Regions from separate parts of the Mus musculus genome. Here all the other regions are linked to region 1. The links are chromatin loops, found by intact Hi-C in ENCODE. Cell type or tissue: left cerebral cortex. All regions are shown on one strand. Links, peaks and the distances in the headings refer to the core of each region. The heading gives the core; the rest is flanking DNA. Region 1 has its middle 45 kb from the start of 1700025J12Rik. Region 2 overlaps Otoa (otoancorin). Region 3 has its middle 24 kb from the start of Gm39081.

Region 1 (6,720 bases), core at 1,047-6,046:
TTTTCTCTGTGTAGCCCTGACTGTCCTGAAACTCACTCTGTAGACCAGTCTGGCCTCAAACTCAGAGATCCTCCTGCCTCGGTCTCAAGAATGCTGGGATTAAAGGTGTGCACAACCACACCTGGCTTTTTAGTTTTTAATATGGTGCCTACCTTCCTTCCACCCTTCCATCTTCTCTCCCACCTGCTTTATATCTGTCTCTTCTTTCTTACTCTTTTAAAACACCAAGCATTTGTGCATATATAGGTGTGTATATATATGTGTGCATATATAGGTGTGTATATATATATGTGTGTGCATATATAGGTGTGTATATATGTGTGTGTTCATGTGTCAGTGTACATTTGCATGTGATTGGACATATGTGTGCTTATATGAGGGGCCAGAGGTTGACAGCAGGTGTCCTCAGCTGCCCCCACATTTCTTTTTGAGACGGTCTCTTACTGGTTTCACTGAGTTAGTTGGCTGCCAAGCTCTAGGGATGTTTCTGTCTCTGTCTCTTCAGTGCTGGGGAAAGTGTGTGGTTATATATGCCACCCCACTTGGTTTTTCACTTGGATGCTGTGGTTGGGTGGATCCTCTGGTTTGCACTAAGGATACCTGGCCTGGCCGTGTTCTTTCTTTTCTCTAAACTGGTCTCATACTCAAAACCCTGCCTCCACCTCTGATTTTAGTTGTCATTTTGTTTTTAAAGACAGGGTGTCACCATGGACTTGATGCTGACTTCCAGTGCACCCATATCCACCCCAAGTGCTGAGATGACAGGTAGGTGCTGCCTCAGCACTGCATTCTCACCCTCAGGGCTGGACAGCACTTGATTCCCTTGCGCTTTCTGACCGTTTACTATGTGCATGTATTCGGACTCCATCTACACTTAACACTACAAACATCACAGTCAGTGTGCACCTAGATTTATAGGACGCTTGCTCTCATTGCTTCTTAAGCCTTTCTGTAGCTCACCCTGGGATCTGTGTGCTTGAAGAATTCTGTTAGCATTTTACTTTAAGCCTGTGTTAATGGTGCATTTGCTCAGTTCTTATTGGATTAGAAATGTCTTTATATTTTTAAAGAGGAAATCATGTGTGCTTATTGATCCATGTATGTTTTGTTATTAAACGATAGTTAACCTTTTGACTGAGGGGTATCTGCTTTAGGCATGACAAAGAACCAGCAGCAAGGATCTTCTATTTTCTAGCTGAAAATGTTTCTTTATAGTTAAAAGAAGGAAGGAAGGGAGAGAGAGAGAAAGAAGGAGAGAAAGGAAGTGAGAAAGAAAAAGGAAAGAAAGAAAGAAAGAAAGACAGACAGAAAGAGAGAAAGGAAAGAAAGAGAAAGGAAAGAAAGAGAAAGGAGAAAAAGGAAAGAAAGGAACTAGAACAAAAATTTTTCTTCTGCAAGGAAAATCTTTCCATCCAGAGATTAGGGATATAGTTCAGTGGTACAGTGTGTGACTAGCATGCTCAAAACTGTAGGTTACCCCCACCCCACCCCCACGCACGGTTAGTTGGATATTGGATGTTTCCTGATTATTGCCATGCTCTGGCTAGATTTTATGTCAACTTAACACAGGCTAGAGTAATACTGGAAGAGAGATTTCCCAGTTGAGAAAATGCTTTCACCATATTGGCCTGTAGGCATGTCTGTGGAGCATTTCTTTAATCAGTGATTAATGCTGGGGGGCCAAGTGCATTGTGGGTAGTGCCACCTTCTGGGCTGATGGTCCGGGGTTGTGTAAGAAAGCAGGCTGATCAAGCCATGAAGCGCATGTCAGTCAGCAGCACTCCTCCATGGCCTCTGCACCAGTTCCCACTTCCAGGTTCCTGCTTTGAGTCCCTACCACAATTGCCCTGGGCCACAAGAGGAAATAAACCCCCAGTTCCCCAAGCTGCTTTGGTCACGCTTTAGCACAGCAGTAGAAACACTAAGAGGACATGCAAACATGCTGCATTCCTGCGTGTCCTCAGCAGACCCACCTCTGCTCACCGCAATACTCTCCTTGCAGGGAGTTGTTCCTCACCTCGCTTCTCCTCTCCCATCCTGACCATCATCTCCACAGCATTACTTATCTTTGCATCTTCCAGAACACCAGGCTCTGCCACTGTTCTTCATGCTTATCTGCTGTTCTCATTCTCTGCTTGGCTGGTTTATATATGTGTATCCTTTGGGTTTCAGCCCCCACCCCACCCCCAGTGTTTCTAAGATGAGACTCCCAGATATACAGGTGTGAGGTAATCACTCTTCCTCTAAGCTACATCCCCACCCTATTTTCAGTTTTTATTTTATTTTTTTTATTACGTATTCACTTTATATACCATTCACTGCCCCCTTTCTGGTTACTCCTTCCCACAATTTCTTCCCCCTTCTCTTCTCCTCTGAGCAGGTGGGGGTCCCCCTGGGAATCCCCCCACCCTGGCACATCAAGTCTCTGCAGGACTAGGTACATCCTCTTCCACTGAAGCCAGACAAAGCAGCCCAGCTAGAAGAACATATCCCACAGACAGGCAAGAGCTTTTGGGATACCCCAGCTCCAGTTATTCGAGACCTATATGAAGACCAAGCTGTACATCTGCAACATATATGCAGGGAGGCCTAGGCCCAACCACCGTGGTTGGTGGTTCAGGCTCTGAGAGCCTTAAGAGGCTTCCTCCTGTAGTCAAACAGGAACCCCAACGGAGCAAAAGGAACACCAGCCCACCCACAGAACTTTCCACCCAAAACTTATCCTGTCTACAAGAAATGCAGGCACAAGGGATGGAGCAGAGACTGAGAGTATGGCTTACCAATAACTGGTCCAATATGAGACCCATCCCATTGGCAAACACTGATACCTGACACTATTAATGGTACTCTGTTATGCTTGCAGATAGGAGCTTGTTGTCCTCTGAGAGGCTCCACCCAGCAGCTGACTCAGACAGATACACCCACAACCAAACAGTGGAAGGGGCTTAGGGACACTTACGCAAGAATAGAAGGAAGGATTGTGGGCCCCGAAGAGAATAGGAACTCCACAGGAAGACCAACAGAGTCAACTAACCTGCATCCTATTTTCAGTTTTGAAGGGGATTTTCCCTAGGGATAGAACTCTAAGTTGGAGATTATATTCTTTGATACTCATTCAATGGGCTTCTTCCATTGGTGAGTCTGTGATCAGTCTTATTGCGCATCCTCAGGCAATATGGGTGGGGTGGTTCCTTCTGGATGCTTTGAAGGGATTCATTTTCCATCAGCTTTCTTCAGATGGGCTAAGGTGTGGGTTTCTTGTTTTTATTCTTCAGGAAGTGAATCTGACTTGGAAACACCTCCGTCATTTGTTGCTTTAAATATTACTTCTGGCACATGTTTGCTTTCTAGGACTCGGCTTCCTGTGATTTAGACGGTTCACCAAGTCTCAGATGTCTCTTTCATTTGCTTTTACCTGTTTTTTTTCCTAGGATTTTTTTCATCCTTTCAAAAATACCATTCTGTATTCTGGATATCTCTAGCAGAAGGAGTCTTCAGCTGTGTCTGATCTCTCTCAGTAAAATAAGGATAAATCTCATTAAATAGGAACATCACATGAGCAGTGGATACATTCTAGAATGTCTAAAATTTCGAGTGGGACGTATTTATTCCAGGCTTCTGTTGTGTGTCTGAAATGAAAATTAAACTGGGCATCCTCTACTTCATTTGCAAATGTGTCAACTCCTAGCTGTGTCAGTCTGTTCTTAGGCCTTCCTCGCTGTGTTGTCAGCTTCACTTAGGTGATTACCTTTTCAGTTCTAGAATTTCCATGGATTATTTATAGATTTAGGTGTCTGGTGCTGTTTCCCACGTGGCTGTCAGTTTTCACAGGCGATGTAGTTACTTGAAAGCCTGTGCCTATGGCGCTAGTAACCAGTCCCATGTGCATTCCCTGCTATAACCCGTTTGTTCCACTTCTTGCCATGCTTTAATTTTTTTCTCATTTTACATTATATATATATATATATATATATATATATTTTTTTTTTTTTTTTTTTTGGTGGCAGGGACATGCCCCTACATGCTTATGGAGGTCAGAGGACATCTTTCAGGTGTATATGTATATTCTCTCAGGTTGTCAGGCTTGGTGGCAAGAACTTTACTCACTGAGATATGTCTTTTGATTTGATGCTAACCGGTGCATTAGAAAATAACATGGAGGCTTTGGATGGTGTTGACATTTCCCTCCAGAGAAAACTTAACCTGTTTCTAGGCTGGCAGATGGGAGCTAATCTGACTAAAACCAGTGTGGGAGCCTTTAAGACTCGATGTCCTTCCAGGTCATTGAACATAGACTCGACATTCATTCCATTGGCCTTTCATCAGGAATGTGTGGAACAGTGCCAAGTATATCAGTGAGCAAGCCAGAAACCCCACCACAAAATAAAACCTTTCCTTAGTGCCCAAGAGACATAGGAAATGCTAGTAATTGACTTTACTTGAGACTAGCTTCCTGAATAAATTAGAGTCCAGGTAAGTTAGTATTTTAAAAGTATAGATTTGTACACTCACACACTCCACACACTACTAGACCCAGGCTTTCTGCCTCTGTAAATAACATACCCATCCTGACACTCCTTGATGCTTCTCTTCCACAAAGTCTCGTCTTTATAGGCCATGTGTGGGCTCCATCCAATTCTTCTTTCCTAGTTATGTGCTAAGTCTACCCTCTGTCTTCACTGCTGACTTCAATTACCATGGCCTCCAGTCCAAGCTCTTGTATGACCGCATACATCTGTCTACTTAGCCAACTCTATCTGGCTCAGTCCATCCCAATGCTATAACAAAATGCCTTTGGCTGAGTAATTTATAAACAATAGAAATATTTCACTTCTAGTTCTAGAGGTTGGGAAGATAAAAGCATCAGCAGATACAGTGGTAAGAGTCCATTTTTATAGGTAATGCCTATCTCATGTCCTCTCATGGTAGAAAGGGTAAAAAAGCTACATCACTTTTTTTTCTATTCATTCATTCACTCATTCATTCATTTACTTTATACCTCCATTGCAAGCCCCTCCCTCCTCTCTTCTCAGTTACACCCTCCATCTCTTCCTATTTCCCCTTCCAGTTCTCCTCAGAGTAGCACACCTCCACCAGTACCAAATCAAGTCTCATCAGGACTAGTGCATCCTCTCCCATTGAAGCGAGACAAGGCAGCTCAGCTAGGAGGAAGGAATCCAAAGGCAGGCAACAGAGTCCTAAGTCAGAGAGATAACCCCCACTCCAATTATTGGGGAACCCACAAGCTGCACATCTGCTACATGTGAGTAGGGGCCCTAGGTCCAGTCCATGCATACTCTTTGGTTGGTGGTTCAGTCTCTGTTAGCCCCCATGGGCCCAGGTTACTTGCTCTGTAGGTCTTTCTTATGGCGTCCTTGACCTCTCCAGCTTCCTCAATCCTTCCTGGACTCTTCCACAAGACTCGACGAGCTCAACCCATCTAATGTTTAGCTGTGGGACTCTGCATCTGTTTCTGTCAGCTGCTGGGTGGAGCCTCTCAGAGGACAGTTATACTAGGCTCCTCTCTGCAAGCATAAAAGAGTATCATTAATAGTGTTAGGGATTGGTTCTTGCCCAAAAGATGGGACCCAAGTTGAGCAAGTCATTGGTTGATCATTCCCTCAATCTCTGCTCCATCTTTATCCCTGTACATCCTATAGGCAGGGCAGATTTTGGGTTGAAGGTTTTGGGGGATGGATTGGTATAACACTCCTTTCACTGGAAGTCCTGCCTAGCAACAGTGGGTGGCCACTTCAGGCTCCATATCTCCCACTGCTAGCAGTTTTCAGCTAGGGTCACCCCATCCTACCAGGAGCTTCCCTATTCCAGGTCTCTGGCTTGTCCCAGAGATGCCCCCTCCTCACCAGTTTCCCTTCTTTCCCAGCTCTCTTACCCCATCTCTGCTCTCCCCTCACCTGATATCCACCCCGTTCCCACTATCTCTTTCTACCTCTGGTGTCTATTTTATTTCCCCTTCTGAGTGAGATTCAAGCATCCTCCTTTGGGCTCTCCTTCTTATTTAACTTCTTTGGGTCTGTGGATTGTAGCATGGTTATCTGTACTTTGTGGCTAATATCCACTTATAAAAGAGTATATACCATGTGTGTCTTTTTCTGTCTGAGTTACCTCACTCAGGATGATATTTTCTAGTTCTATCCATTTGCCTTCAAATTTCATGATTTCCTTGTTTTTAATAGCAGAGTAATATTACATTTTCTTTATCCATTCTTCTGTTGATGGACATCTAGCTTGTTTCTAGTTTCTGGCTGTTGCAAATAAAGCTGCTCTGAACATACTTAAGCAAATGTCCTTGTGGGAGGGTAGAACCTCTTTTGAGTATATGCCCAAGAGTGGTATAGCTTGAGTCTTGAGGTATAACTATCCCCAGTTTTCTGAGAAACCACCAGATTGGTTTCCAAAGAAGTTGTACAAGTTTACAGTCCTGCCAACAATGGAGGAGTGCTCCCCTTGGTCCACATCCCAACAATGGAGGAGTGTTCCCCTTGGTCCACATCCCAACAATGGAGGAGTGCTCCCCTTGGTCCACATCCTCACAGCGTTGCTGACACTTGAACTTTTGAACTTAGCTATTCTGACTGGTGTAAGATGGAATCTTAGAATTTTGTTGATTAGCTTTTCCCTGATGATTAAGGATGCCAAACATTTCTTTAAGTGTTTCTCAGCCTTTAGAGAGACCTCTGTTGAGAATTCTGTTTAGCT
Region 2 (6,720 bases), core at 519-5,518, 550 kb after region 1:
TTGGATATGTGACTAGACCCAAACAGGAGGACCTTCGTAAAGACGAATGTAGCTACCACAGGAGCCCAACAAAATCCACTCGGGCTTTCCCTGAGTTGTAATCGATGCAATAACTGTGGCCAGTGTGAGAAAACCTTGGCTTACAACCCCCCACTGAGAACCTTTACCACCACTGGGAGTGTCACTTTATCCAGCCACTGTGGAAGTCAAGAAAGAGACATCCCCAAAACCTAAGTAGAGCTACTGTATGATCCACTCCGTGCCACACAGAGGCAGCAGAGGCAGCATAGACAGCTAAGGCAGCATACCACAGAGATATCTGCCCATATGTGTTCAGTGTGGAAATATTCACAATTACCAGGATATGGGACCAGCCTGGAAATCCATCAACAAAATACTGATGAAGAAATGTGGTCTATACAGCAGGTAGAGTATTATTTGACCATAAAGAAGAATGAAGTTTTGTCATTTGCAGGAGAAATGTTGGAACCGGAGATCATCACGTTAATCAACATGGGTCAGACTCAGGAAGACAGGCACTGCAAGCTTCCCTCATGTGTGGGATCTACTGGACTTGTGAGGAATGGGGGAAGAGAGGGTGTTGGGGGTGAATTCCACTGAAGCATATTGTGTGCATGCATGAAAGTGGCATAATACATTTATTTGGATAAATAATACACATTATAATAAAATAAACCATGTATAATACTCCCAAAAGCCCTATGAATACCCACAGATAGGCAAATGCTTACTACCCCCTCACTGGAATATATCATAACCCCAAACGGACATATCCAGCTACATCCCCTAAAATATATAGGAGCTGTGAAATCAATCTCTCTCTCTCTCTCTCTCTCTCTCTCTCTCTCTCTCTCCCTCTCTCTCTCTCCTCAAGACTTACCCTGCCTGGGGCTTGGCTCTCTCTGATAGGCACCTCCATGGCTCAGAAGGAGGACCAGGAGAAGGGAGCACGTCCTAGGTCCCTGAGACATCCTGCAGTTAAGTCAAGCACACAGGTGACTCAGGTTTCATTTTCTTTTAAAAGTAGATTGAAGAATATTCAGGAGCAGAGGGACATGCAGCCACTAAACCCCTCAAAACCATCTTAAGTAGTGTGATGATTCCAGGGTGTGTCTAAGACATGTCCATCATTCAGTGACCTCAGCGCCCCGTTTCTGTGCTCACCACCACCCCTGGTCCACAGCACCCAGAGGAGAAGAGTGTTTCAAAGTGCTTGCTGCACCATCTTTCACAGGAGCTTCAGATGCAGAACGCAAGAAGCCCTACAGTCCGGTAAGAAGACAGGTCAATGGGAAACAGAGTTGAACTCCTGAAAATAGATATAAAAATGTCCATATTGCACACAAAACATGAGTCACTTTCGACAGGGCTCTGCTCAAAACAAGCTCCATTTGTGGGTTTTTAATAAGCAGACAGGGCAGATGGTTGTTTTCAGAATTTAAACCCATGCATGTCCCCTTCCTTCCTGTTAACCCCAGGATAAAACATAGCATAAAATAAACCCACAATGAGATCCACACACACACACACACACATACACAGTCATTAAAGTGACTAACAGAGGCAGACTGGCAACATCGCATGTTGGCCGTGTTGTGGTTGGAAAATTGTTTGCCAGAGTTTTATAAGATTACATACTTGGTACTCTATGATCAAGGGATTTCAGGGGCTGGGGTTGTGGCTTTGTTGGTAGAGAACTTGCCTAGCGTGCACGAAGCTCGAAGTTCTATCCCAAGCACCATAAGCTTGGCATCGGATGTACACGCCTGTAATCCCAGCACTCAGGAAGGAAAGGCTAGAAAATCAGAAAGTCAAGGTTATCTTCTGCCACCTATTAAGTTCAAGGGCAGTCTGTCTCGAAAAGAGAGAGAGACAGAGAGAGAGAGAGAGAGAGAGAGAGAGAGAGAGAGAGAGAGAGAGAGATGGAGAGGGAAAGGGGGAGGGGGAGAAAGGAAGGAAGGAAGGAGACAGGAAGGAAGAAAAAACAAAGAAGAAAGAAAGGAAAAGAAAAAGAAAAAGGAATTTTAATCTGGGGTTTTGCCAAGGGAAATGGAAACATGTAGATAAAAAAGATAGGTTCAGCCTTATTTGTAACAGCCAAATATGAAAACAACCCACATGTCCAACAGGTGAAAGGTTAAAGACAGCATATCTATTCAAAAGAACCAACAGATCACCACTCAGCAATAAAAAAGTTAAACCTAGCCAGGAGGTGGTGGCTTTAATCCCACCCAGCACATGGGAGGCAGAGGCAGATGGATCTCTGCGAGTTCAAAGTCAGCCTGGTCTACAGAGTGAGTTCCGGGACGCCAGAGTGCTATACAGAGAAACCCTGACTTAAAACAAAAGTTAATCCTACCACCTTAGGGAATTAGAAGACCAGCCAAAATATATGACAAACAGTTTCAGGATACTGAAAGCAGGAATCAGAAACCAAGGTCTCTCGGAGAGGGGACGCAGCCAAGCTGAGCCCAGGCGCTGCTCCTGTTGCCTCCAGCCCCAGAGCGCAAGCTCAGGGGCAGAATGAGAGCTTAGGAAAACCAAGGCAGCCAGTCGTCCAGGGAAGAGCACTGGAGAGGAGCGAGCTGCACAACGGAGGTCTGAGGAAGGAGATCTGAGGGGAAGTCCCTTCCATCCCTCAGGACACGAAGGATGGAAATGCCTCCTGAGACGAGAGGAATGAAACCACAGAAGGCAGAACAGTCCTTAGGACTTGTTCAGGAGCAGGGGAATCCCCACAGTCAGAGCAGAAAAAGCTCGTCGTACACCAAGCAAAGCTGCCTCAGGGAAGAACTGCCTTAGGGATGGCCTCTGGAGGCTGCACCACCTCCCAGATTGATAACTACACAAGAGGAACTGCAGGAGGAGACTGGACGAAGAATACAGGAGACTTCACTAACAATCTGTATGTATTTCAAAACGTAAAACAATTGAAAGGAAGTCATATAGACCTCAGGAAAAAGAACAAAGGATGGATATTTGTAACACGCAGAGTAAAAAAAAAAAAAAGAAATTGGACTAGGGAAGGTGGTTTCATGGGTAAGTGCTTGCCATGCAAGCACGAGGACCTAGTTTAGATCCCCAGCGCCCGAATAAGAGCCAGAAGCGGTGGTACATGCCTGTAATCCCGGTGCTAGGGAGGTAGAGACAAGAGCATCCCTGAGGTTTGCTGGCCAAACAGTTTTGCTGAATTGGCAAGTTCCAGGTTCAAAGAAAGTGGGCGAGCCTGTCTCAACAGTAAGAAGTGACTGAGGAAAGAGCCTGATGTCAATTTCTGGCTACTACATGTGTGCATGCACACACCTACACACGTTCCGGGGGGTGGGGAGGACATAAGGATATACTGCAGTTTCTTTTATGTGAAACTCCAAGACAGTTAAAAATCTGTGATAAAGTCAAGAGTCGCCCGGGACACTCTGGGGCATGGTGGGAAGCCATGCTGCAAAAAAAGCACAAGAGAATTTTTAGGGAGGACAATGAAGATTTCTTTTACTTATTTTTGGTTTGTGTTTTTGAGTGTTTGCCCACATCTATATGTGTGCAGTGCCTGAAGAGGCCAGGAGAGGGCGTCAGATTCTCCTGGAACTGGAGTTCCAGACAGTTGGGAACTGCCATGTGCCTGCTGAAACTCAAACAGGGTCCTCTGGAAGAACAGCGTCCCACTCTGAACTGCTAGGTCATCTCTCCAGCCCCAATGACGAGTTTCTATGTCTAGATGGTAGTGTGGTATTACATGGAAGCCACAGTTACAAGTCTACTGATATGTGTGTTTTAAACCGGTGAAAATTATTACATCTAATACCTCCCCAAAGTGGAGAGAAACCATGGGCTGTACTCACATGGCCTGGTTTCTCTCTTCCCTCTGCCCACTCACTAGCTTGGGTGATGTCAAGCAACTTGCTTCGTTCACCTCTCTGTACTTCAATTTTCTCAGCTATAAAATGGGGTATTAAGTGGTACTGTCCTAGCTTGCTTGTAATAAAATACTGACCAAAACCAACTTGGGGAGGAAAGGGTTAATTTGGCCCCCAGCTTACAGTCCATCATCCAGGGAAGCCAGGGCAGGAACCTGGAGGTAGGAACTGAAGCAGAGGCCATGGAGGAGTGCTACCTACTGGCTTGCTTCTCAGGGGCTTGCTCAGCCTGCTTTCTTATACAACCCAGAACTGAGCACCCAGGGATGGCCCCGCCCACAGAGAGGCAATTCTGCTACATCATTAACAAGGAAAGGTCCCAGAGCTGCACCTACAGGCCAACGTGACAGAGGTAATTCCTCAGCTGAGGGTCCCTCTTCCGAGATGACGCTAGTTTGTGATGAGTTGACAAAGACTAACCAGCACAGGTACCCACCTGATGGTGCCCTTTGAGAAATGAATTAGTCATTTTGAATGGAGCTTAGGTCGGAAGGAGTTCTGAGTTTGAGTTTTTACAACCGAGGAGGTCAGGCTGCAGTTTCCAAAGTGTCAGCCCATGCCTGTCAGTAGCGAACCCACTAGTGGTCGGGGCACCTGCTTCTTTGTGTCTCTCCGAGTTGTCATATTTCTCAGTTCAAGGTCCTTTGTAAAGATCTCTCCTCCCTTTTGGCTTGGCTCACCCAATTCATTATAAGTCCCAAGTCTTCCAGGCAACCCTCTGTGAATTCTCTAAGACAAACAATTAGCCAGAGGAGAAAACCAATACTTCTCTATAAGAGCACTAGGCATGGCTAAGGCACTATTTATAGCTGCGTGGTTATTTCATGCATTCATTTATCAAGTGCTTATTGAGCATCACTGTGGGCCAGGCATTATTCTACACTCTGAGGACACAGCAGCTTGCAAAGCCATGTCCCAGCTGATGTGCTGGGTAGCCAGGAAAAGAATAAATAGGCAACTTGGTTTATGTCAGAGTGATGGATACTACAGAGGGAAGGGAAGCAGCAAAGGAGTAGGAGCCATGGTAATGCGTGCGGGGAAGGTCTGAAGACAGGAAGGAATGGATTACAGCCATATCTGGGAAAAGAAAGTTCCAGAAAGAAGGAGAAACACAAAGACCTTGGGAGTTAGGAGCGTGATGTATTGGCACCTCGTCCCATGGACCACACAAGAATGAGAAAGGAAGGCGAGGAAGCTGGGAGCCCCTGGGCTCACCCTCAGCTTTGAGACAGGGCGGAGCCACTGGAAAGGCATTGGCACAGGAACTGCTTTTTAACTTTTCAATGACTGTGAATTTCACACCATGCACCCCAATGACGCTCATCTCCCCACCCCTGATATCTGCCCTCCACCCTCGCAACCTCCCCTGCAGAAGAAAAACAAACAAACAAACAAATCTCGTGGAAGCTGCAGTGTGTCACAGTGTGTCCCACAGTTTTGTGCACACTTCTTTGCTTGTTCATTGCAATGAGTCTTGGCCTGGTTGGAGGCCTCTGGCTTCTGCTACACTACCAATACTGGATCCTCACCAGGACTCCTCTCAGACATCCTGTTGTTGCCCAGCACAGAAACAGCTTACTCTGGCTTTTAACTGGATCCTGAACCCGCGGAACCCCTTGGGAGTGAGACAGTGAGTGGCTGTATCGGGAAGTCAGCCTGGATGAGAAAGGTGCTGCGGACACAGCCGCAGGCAGTGAGGTCAATTCAGATAGCTGCCCGATTTGTGCAGCTCCTGAGTGAAGAATGGAACTGTGGTTTGGATGCCCCACTTCCCTCACCTCCAAAGCTCATGTTAAAGGCTTGGTTCCCAGGATGCCACATCTTCCATGGGACGTAGTGGAGCCTTTGAGAGGAACCTTTGTGGAAATGTTCTCTGTTGGGTCACTAAGGCTGTTCTCAGAGGAGATGTGGCATTCCAGAGCCTCCCTCTTCCTCTCCTGCTTTCTGGCAGGTGAGATGAGCAGTTATGCGCCACTAAACATTCCAAACACAATGTGCTGTCTCATTGCAGGCACCAACCTATCACTGAGGAGCCTTCAAATCCGTGAGCTAAAATAAGCCTTTCCTCTCTATTAGCTGATTGACTCAGGTGTTTGGGGATATTGATGGTGGTGACCACAGATGTGTAAAAAAAAAATATTGACAACATAAACATTCTACATAGGAGATTTACATTTCATACTTAGAGGAAGCTCACACAAGCATGCTCATGGCTGTCAAGTAGGCTAAAGACAAGAAACTACACACTGCCTCTGCTGACTCCACACCCCAGGGAGGTGATGATGTGAGAGGGAACTAAGGACTGGAAGAAAACTAGACAAGACTAACATGAAAGAAGTCAGTTTGCAGAGGAAGACTTCCTAATGCCGGCCTCATATAACGAACACAGCATGTGTGAAAGACAGCCCACAGGCGGAGGGGTGCTATTAGAGACCATAGCACAGCCCGGAGCATTCTGAGCCCTTTCCTGGCTCACTAGCCCACTTCTGTCCTTAGGGGTGCTTGTCCCTTCCTGCTAAGCTATTTGGACCTTAAAGGGAGTGACTTTCTCCGTCTCTTCTCCTGGTGGCTGCTGGGGTTGCACCTTCCCTTTTTTATGTTTTTCCTCTTAAAATTTCAATAAAATTGTTTTCAACCTTCCTTCTGAATCCATGTATAAATTGTTTGTTTCCGCTTTTCCGGTACTGAGGTAACAACAGCACCCTCTTTCAGTGTAGGCAGGAATTCTGGTGATGATATAAGTTGGGTGATATCTAACAATTACAGGCTCCCCAGCATTCCCTAG
Region 3 (6,720 bases), core at 1,082-6,081, 72 kb after region 1:
TAGCCAACAGACTTTGCTTCCCATCTCTTCGTATTTCTTATCCTTTCAGTCTGTTCTCCATGCAGCAGTCAGAATGACCCCGTTACGTGTAGTTTATATGTTTCCCTCTATCTTCCCTAAGGAGGAGAGTCCCAGGGTAGCATTCCTTACAGGTCGCTCTTTCTAATTTCTTCTTCCTCGCTGCTACTTGGCCAGTTTCACATCTTAGAGACCCTCAGAGTGTGATTGAGTCACAGGCATCTCCGAAGACACGAAACAGCTTACACAGTGCACGTGGGCACTGCCAGTCCTTGCCCGTTCTGCCATTACTGTCCATTCCCTATGACAATTCTGGCTTTTTGTCTTGTTCCAGAATTCTCCACTTGATACTGACCAGCTGGCTTCCCAGTAAGTCTACTTTCTTTCTTTTTTTTTTTTTTTTCTTTGTCTCTGAGTTCTCCAGTTCCCTTGAGGTTATTCATATTTATTCATTCTTTTTTTTCCATTTTTTATTAGGTATTTAGCTCATTTACATTTCCAATGCTATACCAAAAGTACCCATACCCCCCCCCCCCACTCACCTACCCACCCACTCCCCCTTTTTGGCCTTGGCATTCCCCTGTACTGGGGCATATAAAGTTTGCAAGTCCAATGGGCCTCTCTTTGCAGTGATGGCCGACTAGGCCATCTTTTGATACATATGCAGCTAGAGACAAGAGCTCCGGGGTACTGCTTAGTTCATAATGTTGTTCCACCTATAGGGTTGCAGTTCCCTTTAGTTCCTTGGGTGCTTTCTCTAGTTCCTCCATTGGGGGCCCTGAGTTGACTGTGAGCATCCACTTCTGTGTTTGCTAGGCCCTGGCATAGTTTCACAAGAGACAGCTATATCTGGGTCCTTTCAGCAAAATCTTGCTAGTGTATGCAATGGTGTCAGCGTTTGGAAGCTGATCATGGGATGGATCTCTGGATATGGCAATCACTAGATGGTCCATCCTTTCGTCACACTTCCAAATTTTGTCTCTGTAACTCCTTCCATGGGTGTTTTGTTTCCTATTCTAAGAAGGGGCAAAGTGTCCACACTTTGGTCTTTGTTCTCTTGGGTTTAATGTTTTTAGCAAATTATATCTTATATCTTGGGTATCCTAAGTTTCTGGGCTAATATCCACTTATCAGTGAGTACATATTGTGAGAGTTCCTTTGTGATTGGGTTACCTCACTCAGGATGATGCCCTCCAGGTCCATCCATTTGGCTAGGAATTTCATAAATTCATTCTTTTTAATAGCTGAGTAGTACTCCATTGTGTAAATGTACCACATTTTTTGTATCCATTCCTCTGTTGAGGGGCATCTGGGTTCTTTCCAGCTTCTGGCTATTATAAATAAGGCTGCTATGAACATAGTGGAGCATGTGTCCTTCTTATCGGTTGGGGCATCTTCTGGATATATGCCCAGAAGAGGTATTGCTGGATCCTCCGGTAGTACTATGTCCAATTTTCTGAGGAACCGCCAGACTGATTTCCAGAGTGGTTGTACAAGCCTGCAATCCCACCAACAATGGAGGAGTGTTCCTCTTTCTCCACATCCATGCCAGCATCTGCTGTCACCTGAATTTTTGATCTTAGCCATTCTGACTGGTGTGAGGTGGAATCTCAGAGTTGTTTTGATTTGCATTTCCCTGATGATTAAGGATGTTGAACATTTTTTCAGGTGCTTCTCTGCCACTCGGTATTCCTCAGGTGAGAATTCTTTGTTCAGTTCTGAGCCCCATTTTTTAATGGGGTTATTTGATTTTATGGAGTCTACCTTCTTGAGTTCTTTATATATATTGGATATTAGTCCCCTGTCCGATTTGGGATAGGTAAAGATCCTTTCCCAATCTGTTGGTGGTCTTTTTGTCTTATTGACAGTGTCTTTTGCCTTGCAGAAGCTTTGCAATTTTATGAGGTCCCATTTATGGATTCTCGATCTTATAGCACAAGCCATTGCTGTTCTATTCAGGAATTTTTCCCCTGTACCCATATCTTCGAGGCTTTTCCCTACTTTCTCCTCTATAAGTTTCAGTGTCTCTGGTTTTATGTGGAGATCCTTAATCCACTTAGATTTGACCTTAGTACAAGGAGATAGTACTGGATCAATTCGAAATCTTCTACATGATAACAGCCAGTTGTGCCAGCACCATTTGTTGAAAATGCTGTCTTTTTTCCATTGGATGGTTTTAGCTCCCTTGTCAAAGATCAAGTGACCATAGGTGTGTGGGGTAAGTCTACTTTCTAACCACCTTGTATCTCCTGCTATTCCCCCTGACTTGCCCACCAGAGCCATACGGGCCTCTTTGTTGCACTCCTGTTGCATGCCGTGGTTCCACCTCTGGGCCTTACTTGCTCTTTCTCCATTTGAAACCTCCCTCAAAATATCTATGCAGTTGAATTCAGTGCCACTTTTGGTCTGAATTCAAATGATTCAAATGCCATCTCATTCTCTTGAACAGTTTTTCCTCCTGCTGATGCGTTCTGTGTTGTAACTACTCGTGTTAGTTGTTGTCTATCTTTCTGCATTGGCATAAGGTCCAGAGTGAATGTTAGATGCCTGTTTTGTTCTCATGTGGTTCTCTTACCCTAGAACACTACCTGGTGGTTACTACGCTCTGTCTCTCTCACTGTTTGTCTTTCTCTGCCTGTCTCTGTCTGTCTTGGTCTCTCTCCTTCTGTTTGTCTCTTGTCTCTGTCTCTCTGTCTCACTCCATTTGTCTCTGTCTCTGATTCTCCCTCTCTTTCCCTCCTTCACCCACAGAAATCGTGCAATGACATAACAAAGAAGAGAGCCCTCTCTAAGAGTTAAGAATGCTGGCACCTGCTCTTGGATTTCCAGTCTCCATAACTGTGACAAATGCATGTTTGCTGTTCAAGCCACCTGCTCAGTGATGTTCTGTGATGTTCTGTGAAAGTATCCTGAACTGATAGAGACAGTTATGAGCCAAGCTCAGGAGCCAAGCAGTTCGGAGGCCAGCTGGACAGTGTCAAGTGGAGACTTCTGGAATTACGAAAAGCCAGAATTGTCATAAGCAGTGGGAAGTAATGGCAGAATGGGCAAGGACTGGCAGTGCCCATGTTCCCTGTGTAAGCCGTTTAATGTCTTCGGAGATGCCTATAGTTCTATCCCACTCCGAGGGGCTCTTACTTTAAGATGTGGTACCAGCCAAGAAGCAGTGAGGAAGAAGAAATTAGGAAGAGTGAGCCGTAAGGAAGTCTATCCTGGGGCTCTTCTTTACTGCTTTCTGAATCTGTTTTCCACTGCAAAATCAGACCCTTCCATCCAGCACCCTCTGGCAACCCTTTGCATTCCTTTCTCTCTTTCTCACGCCCCGTAGAACCTGGAGTTACTCTCTTACACCACCAGGTGGCAACCATGCTTCGGGGAGTCAAAACCTAGAGGTAATTAATCACTGGAGCACAACTCTGGGTAGGTAAGCAGGTTGTACTTACATTATCTCATTTAAACTTCTCGACACTCAAAGAAGTAAATGCTACTATTATCTGTAATTTACAGAGCAGATATCTTAGACTCCACAACCTTTTAACTAATGTCACTCATCCAATCGGTGGCTCTCTGAATACACTTTCTTGTGGATCCCTCTAGGAGCTGAATAATGACTCTTTTGAAGTTGGACAGAGGCAATGCTCTCAAGGCAAGTGCTTTACCAAGAGAGCCCTTCCTCTACCTTGTCTGTCAAAATGTTTTACAGTCAGTTGGATTGAACCCTCAAAGCCACTTTATAGATTATACACTGTTAGCATCCCACCGTTAGCATCACTGTAAACACTCCATAGGCAAGTTTGCTAAGGTACAGAGCTGCTGTTTACTTATGTCTGACTGGGTGACAGCCCTAAGGCCAAGAGCAGAAATGATCTGAGCTTCCTAGGTGCTTTGCCTAAGATTCAAAGTGGCAATGAGGGAGATCTATATCCTTGGCATCTTGTAAAGATGGCAGGATATCTCAGGAAGAGTGAGATAAACCCAAGAGACTCCCCAAGTTCTTTCAAGCAGGAAGAACTGAAAATTTTGACCCCAAATCCTAGGTTTGGTCCTATTTCAGGGACCAAGTTGACAGTTGCCTCAGATGTCTGGGGTTGCTTGTTTTATCCACAAAACAACCGAGTAGACCCCATCTGGAGGCTGCAGACCCCTCATGCTCACAGAGCAGCACAGCAATGAGCAGTGAGGGTCAGGCAGGGACGGTGGCAAGCGGTTGAGCTAATGCCCATTGTAAGAAGCAGTTATAGCTTATGACTACCACACTGGGGATTGTTGCTAATCCCCTGATCTGCCACAAGTTACCGAAATCCAAAGTTTTATTCAGTATCTATTTAGGGAAATGTTAGCAATGATTTAAGTTTTAACAACAATCCAGAAACTGATTAAACATACATGCAGGGGGAGGTGGAAGGAAGGGCAGCAGATTTGATAAGCAAGCTCCTGTTGACTGTGTTTGGGGATATCTTTGGCCCCATCTATTTCTGAGGTCTTCTTGCTCTTTGAGAATTAAGAGGCATGGCATCAGCTAAGTAGCCCCAAGGAAGGAAAATGGATTAAGAAGAAGAGAGACCTGTAGGGAAGGTGTCTCTGGAACTCTTTGTAGGGCAGTAAACCCCATAAGCAGCTCATGTTTGTTCACTCCCAGAGCCTCCTGGGAACTTTGCGAGATGGTCAGATTCATCTGAACCTTGCTGTTTCTGGTACTTACACAGCCTATGCACACACCAAAGTTTGAAAACTGTTGACCTGTGTGTGTGGTTTTTAGTCCTGGCTATATGAGAGAATTCCCCTGAGAGCCTTGACAGCCACTGATACATAGTCTATAATACCACACAAGATCCACCATGCACCCATGGTAGAGATTGAGGCTCAGCATTCACCCAGAGCCTAGACCTAAAGGCTCTTAGAATGGAGACTAGCCATGTACCCAGACTATAGACTTACAGTGCCCCACAATGGAGATCCACTGTGCATCCAAAGTGCAGGCCCACATGTACTTAGGGTGAAGACTCACCATACACCCAGACTACAGACCCACAGAACACCAAGGTATAGAACCATGTACACGTAGGGTGGGGATTCACAATGTACTTAGCGTAGATACCCATAATGTACCCGGGTAGTGTGGTAGTTTAAACAGATTTGGTCCCATAGATTCATGTGTTTGAAGCTTGGCCATAGGAAATGGCACTAGTAAGAGGTGTGACTTTATTGGAGGAGGTGTGGTTTTGTTGGAAGAAGTGTGTCACTGTGTATATGGGCTTTGAGGGCTCCTATTCTCAGGCTCTGCCCAATATGGCATCAGAGCCTGCTACTGTCTGGCTGTAGAAGGCAGTCCCCTTCTATTGCCTTTGGATTAAGATGTAGAACTCTCAGCTCCTCCAGCACCATATCTGCCTGCATGCTGCCATGCGACCCACTATGATGATAATGGGCCAAATCTCTGAAATTGTAAGCCAGCCCCAGTCAAATTTTTTCCTTTATAAGAGCTGCCTTGGTCATGGTATCTCTTCATAGCAATAAAACCCTAACTAAGACAGGTATGGAGCCATAGAGTTGGACCAATGTTCCTGGCGACTAGCTGGACTGAGTTATGCATCAGCATTTCTGGGGTGCAGCTGATATTCCCTATTTCAAGCAGCCTCCCCTGTGATGTTCCTGTTGCTGGCCAGGAGACTGCATTTAGAAGAGAGTCTGGGATGGGATTTTCCACTCTCTCAATGACCAGGATCATCTTCTCCTGTCAAATATGCCATCAATAAATCACACAGAGAGCGATGGTGTCTTCTTGGCAGATTTTGTAGTGATTCTAGCTAATCTCAAGAAGGCATGTCCTTGAACATGGTGCAGAAGCTGCAGACATCTGCTTTGCTGCCCAATCTCTGCTCCGTGGTAATGACATACTTGAGAGTTTTGAATGACAGAGGTTGTGAGGAGCACATTTCAAACACGTCTAAAAACAATTGTTAACATTTATTAACATTTATTGAGTACAGTGTGTCACGCTGCTCTGAGCATTCATTTCAACTCATTCATTTTTTAAAACTTTGATTGTTATTTCAGAGACAGAATCTCCCTATGTAGCTCTGACAGTTTTTTTTAATATTATTTATTTAGTGTATATGAGTATACTGTAGCTGTCTTCAGACACACCAGAAGAGGGCATTGGATCTCATTACAGATGGTTGTGAGCCATCACGTGGTTGTTGGGAATTGAACTCAGGACCTCTGGAAGAGCAGTCAGTGTTCTTAACCACTGAGCCATCTCTCTAGCTCCAGACTGGCTCTTAACTCATCATATAATCCAGGCTGACCATGAATTCAAGGTTCCCCTGCTTCCAGAGTACATAGGACTGTAAGTGTGCACTACCATGCCTGGCTTGCGCTGAACAATTTATCTATGCTACATCTAGTTCCCATGACAACCTTATGGAATAGTTTCTGGTTTTCTAGTAGGGAAGCTGAGGCATAAGGCCAGTCTTTGGTTTGTCTGTGGTCACAAAGCTAGTCAGTGGAAGCAGGATATGAACCCGGGTGTTCTGACTTCATGTCGTGTTTACTCATGTGCAGTGTGTGTCATATACCCTGGATAACAGCCACATCTGTGAGGTCTCTTGTAACATAGTTCATGAAGGAAAGGAAAGTGGTTTTGCCAATGATTACCTATTATGCTAGGATGGACTGTTTGAGGGCCTTGGTCTTCCTCAA

Evidence for each region. Peaks named below come from ENCODE experiments on the same cell type or tissue, not always from the same donor. Only the 100,000 strongest peaks of a DNase experiment are listed, where the experiment ranks them.
Region 2: a loop joins it to region 1, with 2.9 times the contacts of the local background. A loop is called at or near these places in 5 of 42 quality-filtered maps.
Region 3: it touches region 1 in a loop (2.3-fold over the local background); 2 of 42 quality-filtered maps call a loop at or near these places.

Annotation. Positions count from the first base shown.
Region 1 is chr7:121,632,021-121,638,740 of GRCm38, reverse strand. No RefSeq gene overlaps it. Among named protein-coding and RNA genes, the nearest start is that of 1700025J12Rik, 45 kb to the right of the region's middle. In left cerebral cortex, for the core only: no CTCF peak of the experiment used is centred there; DNase peaks (open chromatin) are centred at 2,060, 3,348 and 3,672.
Region 2 is chr7:121,085,816-121,092,535 of GRCm38, reverse strand. Otoa (otoancorin) reads right to left here. Exons shown (of 29, transcript NM_139310.2): 2 at 902-993. The coding sequence starts at 992. Among named protein-coding and RNA genes, the nearest start is that of Otoa, 5.8 kb to the right of the region's middle. In left cerebral cortex, for the core only: a CTCF peak has its summit at 3,554 (motif pointing right); no DNase peak of the experiment used is centred there.
Region 3 is chr7:121,560,374-121,567,093 of GRCm38, reverse strand. No RefSeq gene overlaps it. Among named protein-coding and RNA genes, the nearest start is that of Gm39081, 24 kb to the right of the region's middle. In left cerebral cortex, for the core only: a CTCF peak has its summit at 3,368 (motif pointing right); a DNase peak (open chromatin) is centred at 3,378.